Linked DNA regions of Homo sapiens: region 1 is linked to region 2. The links are chromatin loops, found by intact Hi-C in ENCODE. Cell type or tissue: CD4-positive, alpha-beta T cell. All regions are shown on one strand. Links, peaks and the distances in the headings refer to the core of each region. The heading gives the core; the rest is flanking DNA.

Region 1 (5,391 bases), core at 153-5,152, 91 kb before region 2:
GACGTACGTATAAACTGAAACCCAAACATGGCTATCAGAATGATCTGGAACATTAAAACAAACATATCCCCAGCCCCCATTTCCAAACCAAAATCTCAGGGGCAGGGCCTTATTTATATATTTAACAGGCACTCCAAGTGTTTCATTTATTACTAAAGTTTGGGAATCTCACTGGGTCATGTACTTAATTCATGGTAGCACAACTAGTAAGAATCAGAATTCGGTTTCAAACCTAAGCCAAAGCTCTTAACAAATGCACTATTAATTACATGCTTATTACTATTATAATTGTATGCTTGGGTAAATCTTTGTAGATGAGCATGAAAACCTAACCAACAGTTATGAGATATATTACTCTGGGGAAAATAAGTTCTCGATTCCAGGCATCTGATTTACAAATGGTTTTTTGAAACATAAGACAAGAGTGTACTCAATATAAGATAATCTTGTCATTGGCGCAATATCATTATACATTACAAAGGTTAGCAGAATTGGCACCTTTTCTTAGCGAAATGACATATTACTATTAACACATTCATGAAATATGTTAATACAGATGAATGTGTTATTTTGTAGAGCGCTTTAGTTTATCAGATTAGCATTTTTTGTCTGTTTAATAAAAAATAAAATATAGACCGGGCATGGTGGCTCACACCTGTAATCTCAGCACTTTGGGAAGCCAAGGCGGGTAGATCCCCTGAAGTCAGGAGTTTGAGACCAGCGTGGCCAACATGGTGAAACCCCTCTACTAAAAATACAAAAAATTAATCGAGCGTGGTGGTGGGCATCTGTAATCCCAGCTACTCTGGGGGCTGAGGCAGGAGAATTGCTTGAACCCAGGAGGTGGAGGTTGCAGTGAGCTGAGGTCATGCCATTGCACTCCAGCCTGGGCAACAGGAGTGAAACTCTGTCTCAAAAAAATAAAAATAAAATACAAAAACAACTTCCCCCATACCACTCCTTATCCCACACCCCCATCCTCTATCCCCTATCCCCTATCCTTCATCTCTCTGTCACTGTTGCTCACTCGCTCTCTCACTCTCATGTGTGTGCTCTCTCTCACATACACCACACACACACACACACCCCACCTACATAATTTCTTCTCTTACACCTTTAATATAAATATCTGAGTTTTGGTTCAGTTTTGCAAACATTTAAAAGGCAAACATGGTATTTTGCTTGTTTCAGCATTTAATAAGGTAGTGCATACTTCTTTCATATGGAAGGAAAACATCATATTAAGTTAATATTTAAACGTACACAATTATAATTTGCAAAAAAAAATCAAGATGATAATTTCTTAAATAGTAAATTGAAATAAATGATATTTTCCTAGCATGCTTGTCATTCAGCAATAATAAGAAACTGAGATAAGAATGCAGGCAGTTGAAGTTCACTTCAGCCTGAGTGCAAGTATACACAAAACAGCAAAAATATTACATAGAAAATAAATGTTGTCCATTGGATTGAGTATGGTGCTACCATTTGTCACAGTGTTCATATTCATAGTTGTGGCTATCTTTGGGGTCACTGCTGTATTCAGACTTGTCTTGGAATTTGGAGTCATCTAGGGATTTGAGGTCATTTTGAGATTTGGGCTTGTCCCAGGATTGGTGCTACCATTTGTCACAGTATTCATATTCATAGTTGTGGCTCTTTGGGGTCACTGCTCTATTCAGACTTGTCTTGGAATTTGGAGTCATCTTGGGACTCGAGGTCATTTTGAGATCTGGGCTTATCCCAGGATTGGGGTTCATTCTGGGATTGGTGCTCTTCCTGGGATTAGGTCTGGTCCCGGGATTCAGGCTTGACGCAGGATTGGATACTGCCATAGAATTTGAGGTTGTTGATGTTGAAGTTTGTCCCCGGAATGTTAACAAACATGAAGAGCAGGCCAATCGGTGATAGCTTGAACATCATCCTCCTCTGTTTCACAATAATTATATAATTTTAATTGAACACTTGGATCACAAATAGGCAAGCATATATCCTTAATTGTGTTTATCAGTACATTTGTGTTATGTAAATGTTTGCTTTTTCACTATTAGTGAACAAATTAAAAGCTTCCCTTTCTTTGTTGTCAACATCTGCTGACACAAGACCTATTTTCTATTGAGGGCTACCAACTGAAGGCAAAAACAATCCCAAGACTGAAAAAGAGCTTAATTGGCATTTTTCTATTTAAAAAAGGAAAAAAATAAAACTCTAGACATTCAATGCAATAAATATGGGGGCTTGAGATCAGTATAGAGTAGGGTAGGGGCAAAGACTGAGAGGCAATTTGGGACAGTAGAGCAACAAAAGAAATAATGAAATAAATATTGGTATTTTCTTGATTTCTCATGACCTTTATTCCAACAATTTAAGGTTTTAGTTTAGGTCACAAATTAGGATATTACTTCTAAATATTTACCCAAAGACTAAAGAGGTTAAACCAAAGCATTTCCCCAGTGCTGGGATGAGGTTTTCTTCATTAACAACAACAACAACAACAATAACAAACTAGAGAAGTTCATAGTTTTAAGATTTAGAAATGAACAAAACCAACTCCTTCATTTTGCAAATGGGCTCAGACAAGGGGCATAACTTACCTGAGGGTGCATATCTAAAAATGACCCAAGCTAGAACTTAAGTCTGTGACTTAAAGCCCAAATTTTAACTGTAGAACTCTAACATATATATTAAAAGTTACATTTGGCTCTAATATGTAATTGAGAACATTTCAAATTAATGTTACCTTTTGATATTTTTCTTTGAAGAGTAAGAATTCAGTCTTTCTCCAGCGTCTATGGGGAATCTGATTTCTCACTCACTGCATGCTATTTAAATATAATTAGTGAGGAAGTCATGTGTTCTAAACTTGACCTGCCATTTGCTCTTTGGAAGTATCCAACTGAGTGTTTCCAGACAACTACATATAAACAGATAGACTTTGGCAGAGATTAAAGAATTCAAATAAAGTTCTAAAATCTGCTTGCTAATTTAAAGAATCCAGTGAATAGCATTTGTTATTCCTCTTACCATGTATACATTAATGAATTGCTTCACTGGATTGACTCTAACTAGATGAATTTACTATTTTGCCTGCTGTGATTATTATGATTTTAAACCAAGTAAGTGTATTAAAGGTGTCTGCGTTTTCCTTAGAACATCTGTACATATGTTTATAGGGCAGTTTCTACCCATGGTTATTTTGAAGTTTAAAAAATAATTCAGTAATACAACATTTCAGGTATTTAATTTTTGGTAAATAAAGTAACCTTAGAAAAGAAGTTAAACTTCATTAATATGAAACTTAAGAAAAGGATTACATATGAAAGTGATACTTTTTCATACTGAGTTTACAAACTTTTGTGTGTTTGTGTATGGTTTTTTAATGTATTAAACCAGTCACCTTGAAGTGCATAAAGTAAATTTTTTGAAGGAATTTTGTCTTTTGGTCAGCCGTTTTCCATGATAACTAGCATATAGGGAAATTGGGTTGTATTCTGCTAATGTTTTCATCATATTGGCCAGCACACTTTAAAAATTGCAGGACTGTGAACAATGGTGTTGACATACAAGGAAATTGCAACATAAATGGCAGAAGTACAAGCCAGTACATGTTCCTCACTTGTTTTACTGTGCTGTGAAGATCATTTTTCCCCTGAATGAATAAACCATGAATAGAACCATGCTTGGTAAATCTTATTTATATGGTACATATAATAACTTCACTTAACTGGAGGTTAATGTGGTCAGATCTAAGAAGTAAACAAACAAAAAAAAACTACTTGGCAACCAGAGTAGATATTATGAATCGGAGTACTGCAGTAATTTACAGGAGTTTGTCATTGTCCTCTCTCTGCTCACTTGCTCATTCTGTGGATTTCTTTGGGGGGTATATAGTTGGTAATAGTAATAGTAATAGTAATAGTAATAGTAATGTTTCGAACTTGAGCAAACTGTGACTTATTCTATTTTTCTAATCTTGACCTTTTGAGTACTACACTTACACAACTCTTTATTGATGCTTCAAACACCTCAGTCTCAACTTGTTTAAAATTCAGAAGTTAGTGTTTTCTCCTTCCTATTTTTGTATCTAGATATATTCTTCTCATAATCTCTTGGTTAATTGTATCATCACCTAGCCAAATGTTTCTCCAACACTGGATTTCTCATTATCTTCTCTTTCTTATTTATCTTAAGCTCTCCAGGCCTCTTCATGATGATTAAGTAAAATTTAAATTCTATTTAGTACTCAAATGTTCCCAAACAAACAATAGTCAATTTGCCATTATTCAGGTCTTCAAATACCCACCAACTTTGTATCTTTGTGCAGCCTCCCCAACTTGCCCAAAGTGTAATAATAGCCCCCTCTTATCCTAAGTTTCACTTTCCATAGTTTCAGTTACCCATGGTCCACCATGGTCTGAAAATACTCAATGGAAAATTCCAGAAATAAACATAAGTTGGATGTATCATGAGGTTAATAGTAGCCTAGCACTGTGTCACAGTGCTGCATTAGTCAACCCACTTCATCTTATCACATAGGCATTGTGTCATATCACATCATCACAAGAAGGGCGAGTATAGTACAATAAGATATTTTGAGAGAGATGCCATGTGCATGTGCTTTTATTGTAGTATATTGCTATAACTTCTATTTTATTATTGTTTTTAATCTCTTACTGTGCCTAATTTATAATTAAACTTTATCACAGGTATTTCTGTATAGGAGAAAAACACAGCATATATTGGGTTCAATACTGTAATTCTGTGGTTTCAGGTATCCCTGAGGGGTCTTGGAACATATCCCCCACAGTTAAGGGGGTACTACTGTACTTTCCTCATTCAAAATTGTGTTGTTTCTTCAAGCTCCACTCATGTCAGCACCTTTTATACGATCCTTCCCTAATTCTTCACGTCAGAATCAGTCATTTTAGTACTTTATACTTTGATCAGAGTCTCATTTTCACTAAAGAAACTAAATCTTCCACCATATTCTGGCTTTTTTTGTGGTAAGATACCACCTCTTATTCCTTCTATTCCCTCTAGCTTCTAATATAGTGAGTGTTTATAAAGAATAGGACACAGGGCCAGTTATAAAGAATAGGACACAGGCTCATGCCTGTAATCCCAGCACTTTGGGAGGCCGAGGTGGGCAGATCACGAGGTCAGGAGATGGAGACCATCCTGGCTAACACGGTGAAACCCCATCTCTACTAAAAATACAAAAAATTAGCCAGGCTTGGTGGTATGCGCCTGTAGTCCCAGCTACTTGGGAGGCTGAGGCAGGAGCATCGCTTGAATCCAGGAGGTGGAGGTTGCAGTGAGCTGAGATCGCACCACTGCACTCCAGCCTGGGGGACAGAGCAAGACTCCATCTCAAAAAAAAAAAAAAAAAAA
Region 2 (5,391 bases), core at 280-5,279:
TACACACACTAGAATTGGAGAAGCACTGCCCTGGGGTCTGCTTCTGGTCTTGCCCATTATCAGCATTTCAGCTGTGAAGGCCAGGGCAAAACTTAAAATTTACTTTTTTTACAGATACTGCAGCCACTGAATTCCTTCCTGCTTCCCCGCTGATAAACCTTTTAGCATTTTGGAGCTAGGGAACCATACAGGTAATTTAGTTTTAGGCTCACAATATTGTGTACATTGGGGAGACTGAGTTTTAGAAGAGCTGGGTTAACTGCTTTATACAGTTCTTATCTAGAACCAAGGCCAGGCCCTTTTGTACTACATTCATTGCCTTCCATGGCTGTTGTCTGTTTGATTATCTATCTACTTTCCCTTCTCCTTCTTTATTTCCTTGTTTTTGTTTGTTTATTGCTAATTCATTACTTCTGTCTGCCTTGCCTTAAGCCCACCAGTTCTTTTTTTTCTGTTGGACTATTTTCTGGGTTACTGAACAGAAGTTGAAAAGTTTTTAAAAGTCTGCTTCATCTTAACCAAGCTTTTGCCTTTTGGGCTACTAAACTGGTGTTAAACATGTCAAAAATGGTTAGTTTTTTTATTGACTTTTTTTACCCAGTCTAATTGTAGGGAAATTTCTGCCTATCTTTGCCCACTAATGGAGACAATAAAATAATCTGGATGAGAATAAAGAACCATTACAGGTTTCTCTGCTATTTGATTAGTTGCATATGTCCAGTGTTGATTGGCTATTTGCCAAATCATTTGCTTTGGTGAAACAGTCTTACTCTACAACCTTTTACTTAAAATTGTTTATTAAAATCAGAATAGGTTTTATGGCTTTGGTTCCAGTTTCAAACTAATGGTGTCACCTCCATTAGCTCTCCAAAGTTGGTGCCTTTATTCAGGCTGGAAATCTCTGACTATACACAGAAGAGATGAGGAGGTTTAAAAGTAATAGAGTTAAGTGGTATTGTGGTGTTCAACTCTTCCTGTCACTCAATTGTGTGTCATTGGTTTGACAGTTTATTTTACTACATGTTTTCAGAGAAAGGGTTTATCTTTTCAAAAGTAACCTTACTCTCCCACAAAACCCATTTGTATCTCTAAATTACAGGCTCATGTTCACAAAAGGATCCCAATTTATATGCCCAATCACTGAGTTTTTGTCATTTGCTCTTACAGAATAACTCTTAATGGTAAGAGTTGATCTTTTGTTTATAATTAGGTATATTGCTTCATATCTTTAGCTCCATGTAATCTTATATCCTTATCTCTCTCTTTTTTTTTTTTTTTTTTTGAGACAGAGTCTCGCTCTGTCGCCGAGGCTGGAGTCAGTGGTGCGATCTCGACTCACTGCAACCTCTGCCTCCCAGGTTCATGCCATTCTTCTGCCTCAGCCTCCCGAGTAGCTGGGACTACAGGCGCCCACCACCACACCTGGCTAATTTTTTGTATTTTTAGTAGAGATGGGGTTTTATGGTGTTAGCCAGGATGATCTCGATCTCCTGACCTCGTGATCCACCCACTTCAGCCTCCCAAAGTGCTGGGATTACAGGCGTGAGCCACTGCGCCCAGCATTTTTTTTTTTTTTCCCCCTTTGGAGACAGTGTCTCGCTCAGTAGCCCAGGCTGGAGTGCAGTGGCGCAGTCTTGGCTCACTGCAACCTCTGCCTCCTTGGTTCAAGCTATTCCCCTGCCTCAGCCTCCCTAGTAGCTGGAATTACAAGTGCACACCACCACGCCTGGCTAATTATTGTATTTTTAGTAGAAACCCGGTTTCCCCATGTTGACCAGGCTGGTCTCGAACTCCTGACCTTAGGTGATCCACCCATCTCAGCCTCCCAAAGTGCTGGGATTACAGGCTTGAGCCACGGCGCTCAGCCATCTCATTTCTTTATGGCGTTGAGTTTGCTTATATCAAAAAACCAAAAGAAAGTTGTCCAGATTCCTAACTCAGTCTGGCGTTTCAACTTTGCTGTTTAGCTGTATAGAAACCAAAACATTTCCTTATCTCCATTCCCAGCAGCCAAGTCTCAAGCAGTAGTATTGAAAGAAGTTCTCTGTCATTCCCCGATATGGAGCATAAGTTTGATTTACCATCAAATTACCCAACATCAACCTATACTTAGTCAACTGAGATTTAAACAGATAAAGGTTCCATTGCCCTATTTCAAAAAGCAAATGTTGCTGATCTGCACGCATTCAATCCTTTGCTATAAATGTTTCATGTCAATGCAAAACTCTTCATTCTAGATCTTTGATGTTTAGCAGGATCAGCTACTGAGCTGTATTTTCTTTTGTCCAACATTTTCTACTAGCAAATCAACAAAATAAGAGATTCATGAACCTCTCCTCCTCCCCCTCCTGCCCCAGCATTAGGTCTTACTTAAATTAAACATTTGGGCAGTATTTCGTTAGTTACCAGCTTTGAGGAGAAGTGGTAGTCACTTACATAAAGCAATTGTCTCTGAAAATGCATTCTTCTTGACAAATTAGCATAGCCTAATTCTCCATCCTAAGGGGGACTGTTTTACAAGTCTACATATAAAAGTACCTAAATGGTTGTCTTCTGAATCCCTCCCTAGTAGAAATTGAATTTGGCATCAGTGGAGCCAGTGACTGTACCTGGGATTCAGTGCATATAGAATTGCATTGACTGTGACCCTTTAGGCAAATGGATGTAAGACTTTGGCTCTTAGGATTTTCCCAAACACCAATAAGAGCATCTTGAAGAGAATCCATTTACTTTATGATATATAAGGATATTTCAGGTTTGATATTATGATCCTTATTAGGTCCAGTCTAGCTGAGCTGGACATGAATTGAAGAACCAGAATTAGAACTAGAAAATGAAACCCAGGCTGAGTGCGGTGGCTCACGCCTGTAATCCTAACACTTTTGGGAGGCCGAGGCAGGTGGATTGCTTGAGACCAGCCTGGGCAACATGACGAAATCCCATCTCTACAAAAATAGAAAAATTAGCCAGGCGTAGTGGCATGCATTTGTAGTCCCAGCTACTTGGGAGGCTGGGGTGGGAGAATCACCTGAGCCGGAGAGGTCAAGGCTGTGGTGAGCTGTGATCATGCCACTGCACTCCAGTCAGGGATTGAGAACCTATCTCAAAAAAAAAAAAAAAAAAAGAAGGAAAGAAAGAAAATGAATTAATAGGATCCATTTCCAAAGCATTAAAATTTAATATATACTTTATCAGGGTCTTCTGATATTCTTCAGAGGAGAATTGTTGTAAGTTAATTCAATAAACATTTGAATACCTGTTTTGTAGGTGTATGTTAAGTATGTATTAGAATCCTTGATCACCAGAGACTTGACGGTTTTTGCCTTGAAAGTTATTTCCTTCCGATCCATGTTGTTTAACAAATTCTAAGTGTGCACTATTTTTTTTATTTTAAATACAAGATTAATACTATAGTGCACTGTAGAAAATACCAAAATTCCAGATATTTATCCTACATATATGTATTGTTTACTATATGCAAGGGGCTCTTAGACCCCAGGGGAGCAGAGGGGCTGCCAGGGCATGATACCTGCCTTCAATATATTTCAGATCAGAACGGGCAGTAGAATGTACATAGATAACTATTTTGACCTCTATTGTGATACCTGTCATGTTGTACCTTGTACTATATAGTATTCTGATAGTTCAAAGGGACATTTGTGTGGAAGGATCATGTAATAATTATGGCAAAAGTTTTATAACACATTTTTCACCTCAAAAATGTTTTTAAACAAAACAAGTAAATTCGTGATCTATTTAATTTTTTTTTTTTTTTTTTTGAGATGGAGTCTTGCTCTGTCACCCAGGCTGGAGTGCAGTGGCACGATCTCAGCTCACTGCAACCTCCGCCTCCCAGGTTCAAGCAATTCTCCTGCTTCACCCTGCTGAGTAGCTGGCACTACAGGCACCCACTACCATGCCTGGCTAATTTTTGTATTTTTAGTGGAGACAGGGTTTCACCATATTGGCCATGCTGGTCTCGAACTCCTGACCTTGTGATCCTCCCACCTCCACCTCCCAAAGTGCTGGGAATTACAGGCATGAGCCACCGCACCTGGCCTAAAATTTTTTTTTACTAGGAAAAAGGCTTTAACTTTTTTTTGTTTGATCAGCTCATTTTACTGTTAGTATTGGTGCGTGAATTTTTTAGAACAAAGACATACTTAGTTCATCGTTACTTTAGACTCCCTTCTTCCATTTTTATTTCTGGCCTTGGTCCAAGCCTACCAGTCATTCTCTCACTTTGCTTCTGTAATGTAGACCTTCTTCCTGAGAAGCTGGCTAGATCAGGTAGTGATCATAACATTCCTAAACCAATAGTGCTGATAGCTCTGTGTACGGAGGGATATTTCATCTAAACCATTGCTCTAAACTTAGACTTGGCTCTGAGTCAGTAATACTTCTGTTTACTAGGTTTGAAATATCTCCCTCTTAGCTGGGCACAGTGGCACATGCTTGTGGTCCCAGCTACTAGGGAGGCTGAGGTGGGAGGATTGCTTGAGCCCAAGAGTTCAAGTCTGGCCTGGGCAACATCATGAGACCCTCGTCTTTTAAAAGAAGGAAAAGAAATATCTCCCTTTTAGAAGAAACCTAGAAGTCTCTATTTTGAGGCCACTTAAGATCTCTGAAATGATTTTAATGTTTTAGAGAATTGTTTATGGTATTACCTGACCTTTTTTTCTTGATTTGTTTTCTTTTTCTTTGTTATTATCCTATGTTTAAGGGAGAAAAATAATTTTAAATTGAGCGATTTCTTGGTATAATTCTTGCTAATTTTTAAATCTAATTTTTAGCTTAATTCTTAATTTAAACTAAAATTCTTAATTTTAATATAAGTGGTAAAAAAATACATCTACAAAGTTGTAAGTTCTCTCATTTATTTACCAACTGTAATATTTAGGAAATTAATGGTCAGAATTCAATAATTAAAACCAGATTCCTTCTGAAAACCAAGGAACATTATAATTATCTAGTATCTAATTGTATTTCACCCTTTTTTAAATCTTATGAACATCACTTACTTGCTTTTTTTTCTTCCATTCTTTGTAAAGCTTCTCTGCCTTGCTCTAAATCAGCAGTTTTCATGCAGCTGTTCCCTCATCAAGGTACTCTTTATTTTCATCATCTTTGCACGAAAATACTGCTTACCCCACACTCATCCTGGGCACATAGCATGAGACTTTACTCACCGGTCCCTGTAAGCTCAGTCTGCCTTAGGCACTTTAGGAACTTGTAAAGCCACCACTTTATAAGGTCTTGGTACTTAACAGGAATTGCACGGCCAGTGTGTGGCCTGTCTTGTTTAAGGAGCTGCTAATACCCACCCAGAACAATGAAGATGCAATCCCATACCTGGACTAACAAAGGCAGGTTAATAAGAAACTCAAGAGA

What was found. Hi-C counts contacts between places; a loop is a spot of excess contacts. Peaks named below come from ENCODE experiments on the same cell type or tissue, not always from the same donor. Only the 100,000 strongest peaks of a DNase experiment are listed, where the experiment ranks them.
Region 1: a loop joins it to region 2, with 3 times the contacts of the local background. A loop is called at or near these places in 19 of 110 quality-filtered maps.

Annotation. Positions count from the first base shown.
Region 1 is chr17:31,270,837-31,276,227 of GRCh38, forward strand. The region is part of intron 36 of NF1 (neurofibromin 1); the gene reads left to right. It overlaps LOC101927057 (a long non-coding RNA gene), which reads right to left and starts at 2,802. Exons shown (of 2, transcript XR_243788.5): 1 at 2,741-2,802; 2 at 1,177-1,929. In CD4-positive, alpha-beta T cell, for the core only: no CTCF peak of the experiment used is centred there; no DNase peak of the experiment used is centred there.
Region 2 is chr17:31,362,174-31,367,564 of GRCh38, forward strand. All of the region lies in intron 57 of NF1 (neurofibromin 1), which reads left to right. Among named protein-coding and RNA genes, the nearest start is that of RAB11FIP4, 27 kb to the right of the region's middle. In CD4-positive, alpha-beta T cell, for the core only: no CTCF peak of the experiment used is centred there; no DNase peak of the experiment used is centred there.